2 separate regions of the Homo sapiens genome follow, and region 2 is linked to region 1. A link is a contact called in ENCODE Hi-C data. All regions are on one chromosome and are shown on one strand. Each heading gives the region's core, a stretch centred on a gene start or an enhancer-like site at or near the end of the contact. The rest is flanking DNA. Distances are from core to core; before and after follow the strand shown.

Region 1 (3,302 bases), core at 632-3,131:
GCATTTGCCAAAAGCTAATGGGCGGCAATTATGAAACCATCGCCAGGAGTTTCCAGCAGGGCTGAGAGAGAGTTTTAAGTCTGCAGGCCCTTTCAAGGGTAAAATAGGAAATCATTTCATGAAGCAGCAATTTTACCCAGAACCCAGCTAGAAGAGATGTGATCCTAGCTTAAATTAAAGTGACTAAGAAACAGGTGGGGTGAACAAGGAGGTGTGGTACGCAAGTCATCTTCTCCCACTTTCCTTTGGAATCCAAAGGAACTCAACATTGGAAACACAGCTGGATACGTTAATAAAGATCCCAGCTGGGCAGTCTAGGGAATTGGGGGTGTACAGGCCAGTGCTCCCTCTCCTCCACCTTGAAACCCTGCCTGTTTTCACACAGCAATTGAGGATGCGCCCTTGGACAGCGACCTTGGGGTCTGGAGCAGCCATCTATCCCAGGAGAAGGAGGAAGGCTCGGCAGGGGAGGCTCTGGCCAGCCCACCAGGGCCTGTCCAGTTTCGTGGGGAGGGGAACTGCCGCACATGCCGCACACAAAAGGCGGAGGCTTTGACCAACATGCTGGGTGAGGGCTTGGAGGACCCAAAGGTGGCTCTTTCTTTGAAGACACACAGCAGCAATCTTAACCCTTAGAAGTGTCACAGAGCCTCATATGAGCTTTCAAGTAAGCTGTGGAAGTCGCGATTCCCAGGTAAGGGACGGGAAACTCCGGATGTCCTGCGAGCCCACACCCCAGATGGCACCGCCTGAAACCAGAATCCAGGTCCTCCACCCCCGATTGTTTCTCCTTCCTCTCATCTTACCAAGTCATGTGGGCGCCCCCACCCCCATCCCCGAGGCCTCAGTGCGACGGTGACCGCTCAGTCTTGGGGCCTGAGCTGCTGGAGACACACTGGAGCACAGCGGGGCCCAGCCCTCGGGCCTGTCTGAGGCTTTCCTCCGCCGTGACCACCGCCTCTCCAGGTGTACCAGCGTTGGTTAGGAACAGTAGGTGCTACTGGTCACAGTCACCAGATACTTCCCACGAGCCTCATCTTTATCCCCGACTCTGGCCGCCGGCGGGAAGCGGCGTGTCCGAGCGCACACCCCGTGGAGACTGACCCTAGGTCTGTTACTCCAAAGTCCCTGGTCTCTCCTTCCCCTTTCTCGCGGCCGCCTGCCTGGCACGGGACCCTGAGGCCGGAGCGGAGACCGCAAAACCCCTTGGGGCCGGCACCCCCTGCCTCCGCCTTGGCGCAGACGTGCCCATCTCTGGGACGGCCCCGAGCGCACGCAGCCGGCGGGCGACCCTCCTCCCAGAGACCTGCACGCTGCCCCCGGCTCCCAGCGTACCGCCACCCTCAACCCGACACACCCAAGTCCGCCCCAGCCACGCGCCAAGACGCTCACCTCCCGCAGCAGGCGCTCCAGGTGCGGCTCGGCCCAGGCGTCCAGGGCGCCTGGCGGCCCCGCGCGCCGCAGCAGCTCCCGCTCCTCCTCGAGCGCCGCCACCCGGCCCTGCAGCGCGGCCGCCTGGACACCCAGCAGCAGGCAGGCAGCCGCCGAGCCCACGGAGAGCAGCAGGCACAGCGCGCTCACCGCCCGGGACCCGGCCGTCGTCGCCGAGCGCCCTCCGCCGCCGCCGCCCGCCGCATTGCCCTTCCCCGCGTCGCCGCCGCCACCGGCGCGCTCGCCTGGGCCCATGGCGCGTTCGTCGCGCGTGGACTCTCCGAGGGGGCGGTGCTGCTGGGGCAGAGGCTGGGTGCGAGAGGAGCAGGCGGGACAGCCCGAGGCACGAGGTCCGCCGGGCGCGGGGGTTAGCCTCCGGGTAGCAGCGGATCGCCGCGCACGCCCCCTTCGCCGCAGCCAGCTCCTCCACAGCGGCCACTTTGGGCAGTTTCCTCTATGCAAATAGACCCTGCCAGAAAAGGAGCAGGGACCCACCCAGGGGAGGAGCGGCCGGGCTGGCCCCGCGCGGCGAGGGGGCGGGGGCGAGGAAGGAGCGAGCTCCTCGGAGCCACCCGTCGGCGCCGGGCTGATCCCACGCGCAGCGCGCACCTCTGCCCTCACCTAGCCCGGGCGCCGGCACCCGCCCCCGCACGCACCTCTGAGGCTTCCCCAGCCCAAGCCCGCACTGTGGACCCCAGAGGTCGGAGGGGAGCCCGGCGACACCGCGCCCCTTCTGCAGCCCACCCCTGGCTGGAGCACCCACCACTCGTGCCTTAGCACATTCCTCTAAACTTGTGAATTACCTTTCTGACACTTGTAAAAGTTCAAAACTTCAAATCCTGCAAAAAACTGAGTGGGTCTGTCCTCGGTGGTGGATTAGCGCCGCTTCGTGGCGGAAAGCGACCTCTGCGCACTCACATTTAGAGAGGCAGGGTCGAGATTGCGCCAAACAGAAATACGCCCCTTAGAATCTTCTCACGAGTTCTTAGCTGCCGGACTTCGGTGCGGGAAACAAAAATGGTAAGACTGTTTCTGGCCTGGAGAGGGCTTTTGAGAAAACTGAGACTATAACGAATGGGAAAGATTCAGAAAATGAACTTCAAGTCTTGTTCAACTGATGACTTAATTCTGTATTAGACGCACAACTTGGCCAAAAATTATGATCTAGTATGCACCACACTTAACCTGTACTGCGATTCTGCTGCAAATTTAAATCACAGGGCTGAGGCAAGAAGGCTGTGGCGTACAGCCTGGGTCCAGAGAACAGAATGAGTGGCACTAACAAGTCTTGGCAGGAAAGGGAAGAACTGCTGGAAGTCAGGCTGGGTTCAGATTCCTACCAGGCATATTCATGTCCTAAATGGGTCCCAAGTAACTCTTTCGCTAACTCCTGTAATACCTAAATGAAACAACAAACCAGCAGTTCAGATCTTTGTGATTTGAGTAACCCCCCAACCATTTTTTTTTAAGAAAAATAACGTTATATCCATCTTCCCTCTCACTCTGGATATCTTCTGGTTGTCTCATTTCTGTGGATACTCACCTTTTAGAACTGTTGAGTGCCTCTGGCTAACATGTTCCATCTCCTTCCCTTAATTCAGAGGGGAACCCCTGAGATGGCCGGGGGTTATGGTTGATAGACTTGGCTCTGTGCTAAAGTCTGGTGTATGCCCAATAGAATGAAAAGTTGGCCTCATTCTGAAAAGAGGCCAACACCCTCTTACAAGTCAGCACTACATTTCTTACAGGCACATAAACTGCACACCACCTACCTATGTTAATGTTACTGCATGTATTGTTTGCCATGTTCCTGAAGCTTCTGTGTATTGAAAAAGCCAAGCTCACTGGCCCCTGGGCCTCTGCCCTTGCCT
Region 2 (3,017 bases), core at 125-2,624, 440 kb before region 1:
AGCACCTACAGTTTCACTTCTTGGGATAAAGCAAGGAGGCCCTGTTCTGAAGGAGCTTACCATCTGGCCTGAGAGGGTGATAAAGGGAAGAAAAATGTAAACAAGGTTCAAACTTTGATAAATGCCATTAAGAAAAGTGGGGTGATGAAGTTATCATTGCACTCTGTTATTTTCCTTCATGGCTATCTATCACAACGTGTAATTAGTTGTGTGTGTGTCATTATCTGATGAATGAATGTCACTGTTTCCCCCATAACACAGTGCCTGAAAAAGAGTACATTCAATTGTTAAGGCTGCCAGGCGCGGTGGCTCATGCCTGTAATCCCAACGCTTCGGGAGGCTGAGGCAGGAGGATTCCTTGAGCCCAGGAGTTCAAGACCAGCCCGGGCAACATGGCGAGACTCCTCTGTCTCTGCAAAACAACAATAACAACAGCCAGGCGTGGCGCAAGCCGGTGGTCTCAGCTATTCGGGAGGCTGAGGTGGGAGGATCGCTTGAGCCCAGGGGGACGAGGCTGCAGCGAGCTGTGATCGCACCACCGCACTCCAACCTGGGTGAGAGCTAGACCCATCTCAAAAACAAACAAAAACGTTAACGTTCAGTTCCTTAAATACAGAGCCGGAGAGGGGTCATCCCTAGGACTGAGATTCAGGGCTGAGAGGATTAGGGCGGGGGCCGGAGGTAATCTGAGGCAAGGAGCGGAGCCCGGGGAGGAGGGTCCCTGAATTAATGAAGGTGGGTTTACTCTAAGGGACTTTGCTTACACAATTCGCTTCACTTTGGAATTCACTTTGAGCTGGTATACGTGGTGTACCGGTATTGTCGTACCGGTATTGTACCAAAGGGACTTTACCGACTGCTTGATTGGCTTCTGTATATGGGGCTAGGTCAGAGTTAACCTTTTTACTGCGCGCCTACTAAGTAGAGATTTCTCCGTTAACGTTTAGAAATGCAAAATCCAGAGGAAGGAAGGTTCTTACCCTTTTTCTCCTTTGTTGACAAATTTCTGAACCTCTTTCACCCCGCGCCGAATCTGCTTCTGCTTCACCGCTGCAACGACAGAAGAGTCGGTCGGGGGCCTCGCTCAGCCACCCGCGCACCCATCCCACCCGCGCACCCATCCCGGCCACGCCGCCGTCCGCCTCACCTTTCTTGATGCATTTGTAGAGCTTCCGCGTGAGGCGGCGAGAAGCCAGGGGCTGCGCGATGGGGTTCTGGTTGACCAGCAGCTCCTGGTAGGTGCGCTCCCCGGAACACGCCTCCGCCTGAGCCTCGGGCCCGTCGGGATCTGCCTTTATTTTGGTCATCGCAGCGGCCGCTGAAACCTAGTCCCAGGGAGGCGAGCCCACGCGGTCCACAGCTTTAGGCATCACTTCCAGGTCATCAGCTGCGCGAGAAGCCGCCGTACAACACGGCCAATCAGGAAAGGAAGTCTCCGACTCAGCCCAATCGTTGACGCCCAGCTTCGTAACTACGGAGAGCGGAGAGGGGCGGAGTCATGGTCCTTAAGGCGGGGCCATCCCCGGACCAAGGGACTGGGCGGAACCGATTAGGGCGGAGCGGAGGGAATGTGAGGCAAGGGGCGGAGCCCTGGGAATCGGGGCCGGAGAGGGCGGGGCTCTGGGTGCTGGAAAGGCTGCCTCGTTTTTTTTCTTTTTTGAGGCAGAGTTTCGCTCTTATTGCCCAGGCTGGGGTACAGTGGCGCAATCTCGACTCACTGCAACCTCCGCCTCCCGGGTTCAAGCGATTCTCCTACTTCAGCCTCCCGAGTAGCTGGGATTGCAGGCATGCGCCACCACGCCCAGATAATTTTGTATTTTTACTAGAGACAGGGGTTCTCCATGTTGGTCAGGCTGGTCTTGAACTCCTGACCTCAGGCGATCCGCCCGCCTCGGCCTCCCAAAGTGCTGGGATTACAGGCGTGAGCCACCGCGCCCGGCCTAAGGCTGCCTCCTTTCTTGCATAATTTTTCTTTGTTTTCTGACCCCTGGACCCGGCTGCGCAGGTGTGAAAGATACAGAGCAAGGGATGACCCCACTGACCTGCGTCTGCACCGCTTTTCCACAGATAGCGTGTGGCTCACTCTCATCCCGCAGGGTTCCGTTTCAGTGTTTCCCATGGGAGAGGTTTCCCTGGTGATTTTATCTAAAATTGCCGTCCCCTCTCTCTCCAAACCAGCATCCCTTCACCCGCTATTTTCCCGCAGTTCTTACCATTGCCTGACGCTACACATGCAGAGGGCCTAGCCGAGAAGCCAGCCGGGGCTGAGGGAAGGACGGCTCCAGCGAAGCCGGGAACAGCGGAGGGAAGGCTTTGGGGACTGAGCTCCCTGCCGTGCAGGGTGAGAGCTATGAGGAGCTACCCTTTGGACGGGTCTGTAGAAGGTAAAGGGACAGAGCTGCCAGGGCGTGGGGGGCGGTGGCAGGCCGAGATCCAGTGGATCTTGGTATCTCTGATTAGCCTCTTCCACTATATTTTGGAACTCTGGATGGATATTAATTAGATAATCGCTGCAAATTACTAATTTGTAATACTAATTACCTTTGATCCTGATGTGGCAGGCCTGCCATTTTTGTGTTGCTGGAACAGGCCAGTAAGTAGAAACTTAGAAGTGTTCCGGTAGTTGTGGGTGGGAACACAGGTCAGTTAAACCAACTTAAAAATTGGCCTTTCCCGGGTGTGGTGACTCGTGCCTGTGGTTCCAGCTACCCGGGAGGCTGAGAGGGGGCTCGCTTGAGCCCAGAAGTTAGAGGCTTCAGTGAGCCATGACTGCACCTGTGAATAGCCACTGCACTCCAGTCTGGGCCACCCAGGAAAATCTTGTCTCTAAAACAAAACAACAACAACAAAAACCTTGTAACTCTGAACTAAAGTGCAATAAATTTTGTTTTGCATTAAATAAAAACAAATAGGCTGGGCGCGGTGCCTGTAATCCCAGCACTTTGGGAGGCCGAGGCGGGCAGATCATGAGGTCAGGAGATCGAGACCATCCTGGCTAACACGGTGAAACCCCCGTC

What was found. Hi-C counts contacts between places; a loop is a spot of excess contacts on that map. Pooled maps may share reads with other maps.
Region 2: a pooled map shows a loop between it and region 1 (5-fold over the local background). The contact joins the promoter of NHP2 here to the promoter of COL23A1 in region 1. A Hi-C loop is called at or near these places in 5 of 50 pooled maps.

The regions. Positions count from the first base shown.
Region 1 is chr5:178,588,512-178,591,813 of GRCh38, forward strand. It overlaps COL23A1 (collagen type XXIII alpha 1 chain), which reads right to left and starts at 1,882. Exons shown (of 29, transcript NM_173465.4): 1 at 1,393-1,882. The coding sequence starts at 1,686. RefSeq lists an enhancer at 328-1,228 and a silencer at 1,884-2,083.
Region 2 is chr5:178,152,511-178,155,527 of GRCh38, forward strand. NHP2 (NHP2 ribonucleoprotein) reads right to left here and starts at 1,375. Exons shown (of 4, transcript NM_017838.4): 1 at 1,148-1,375; 2 at 981-1,050. The coding sequence starts at 1,307.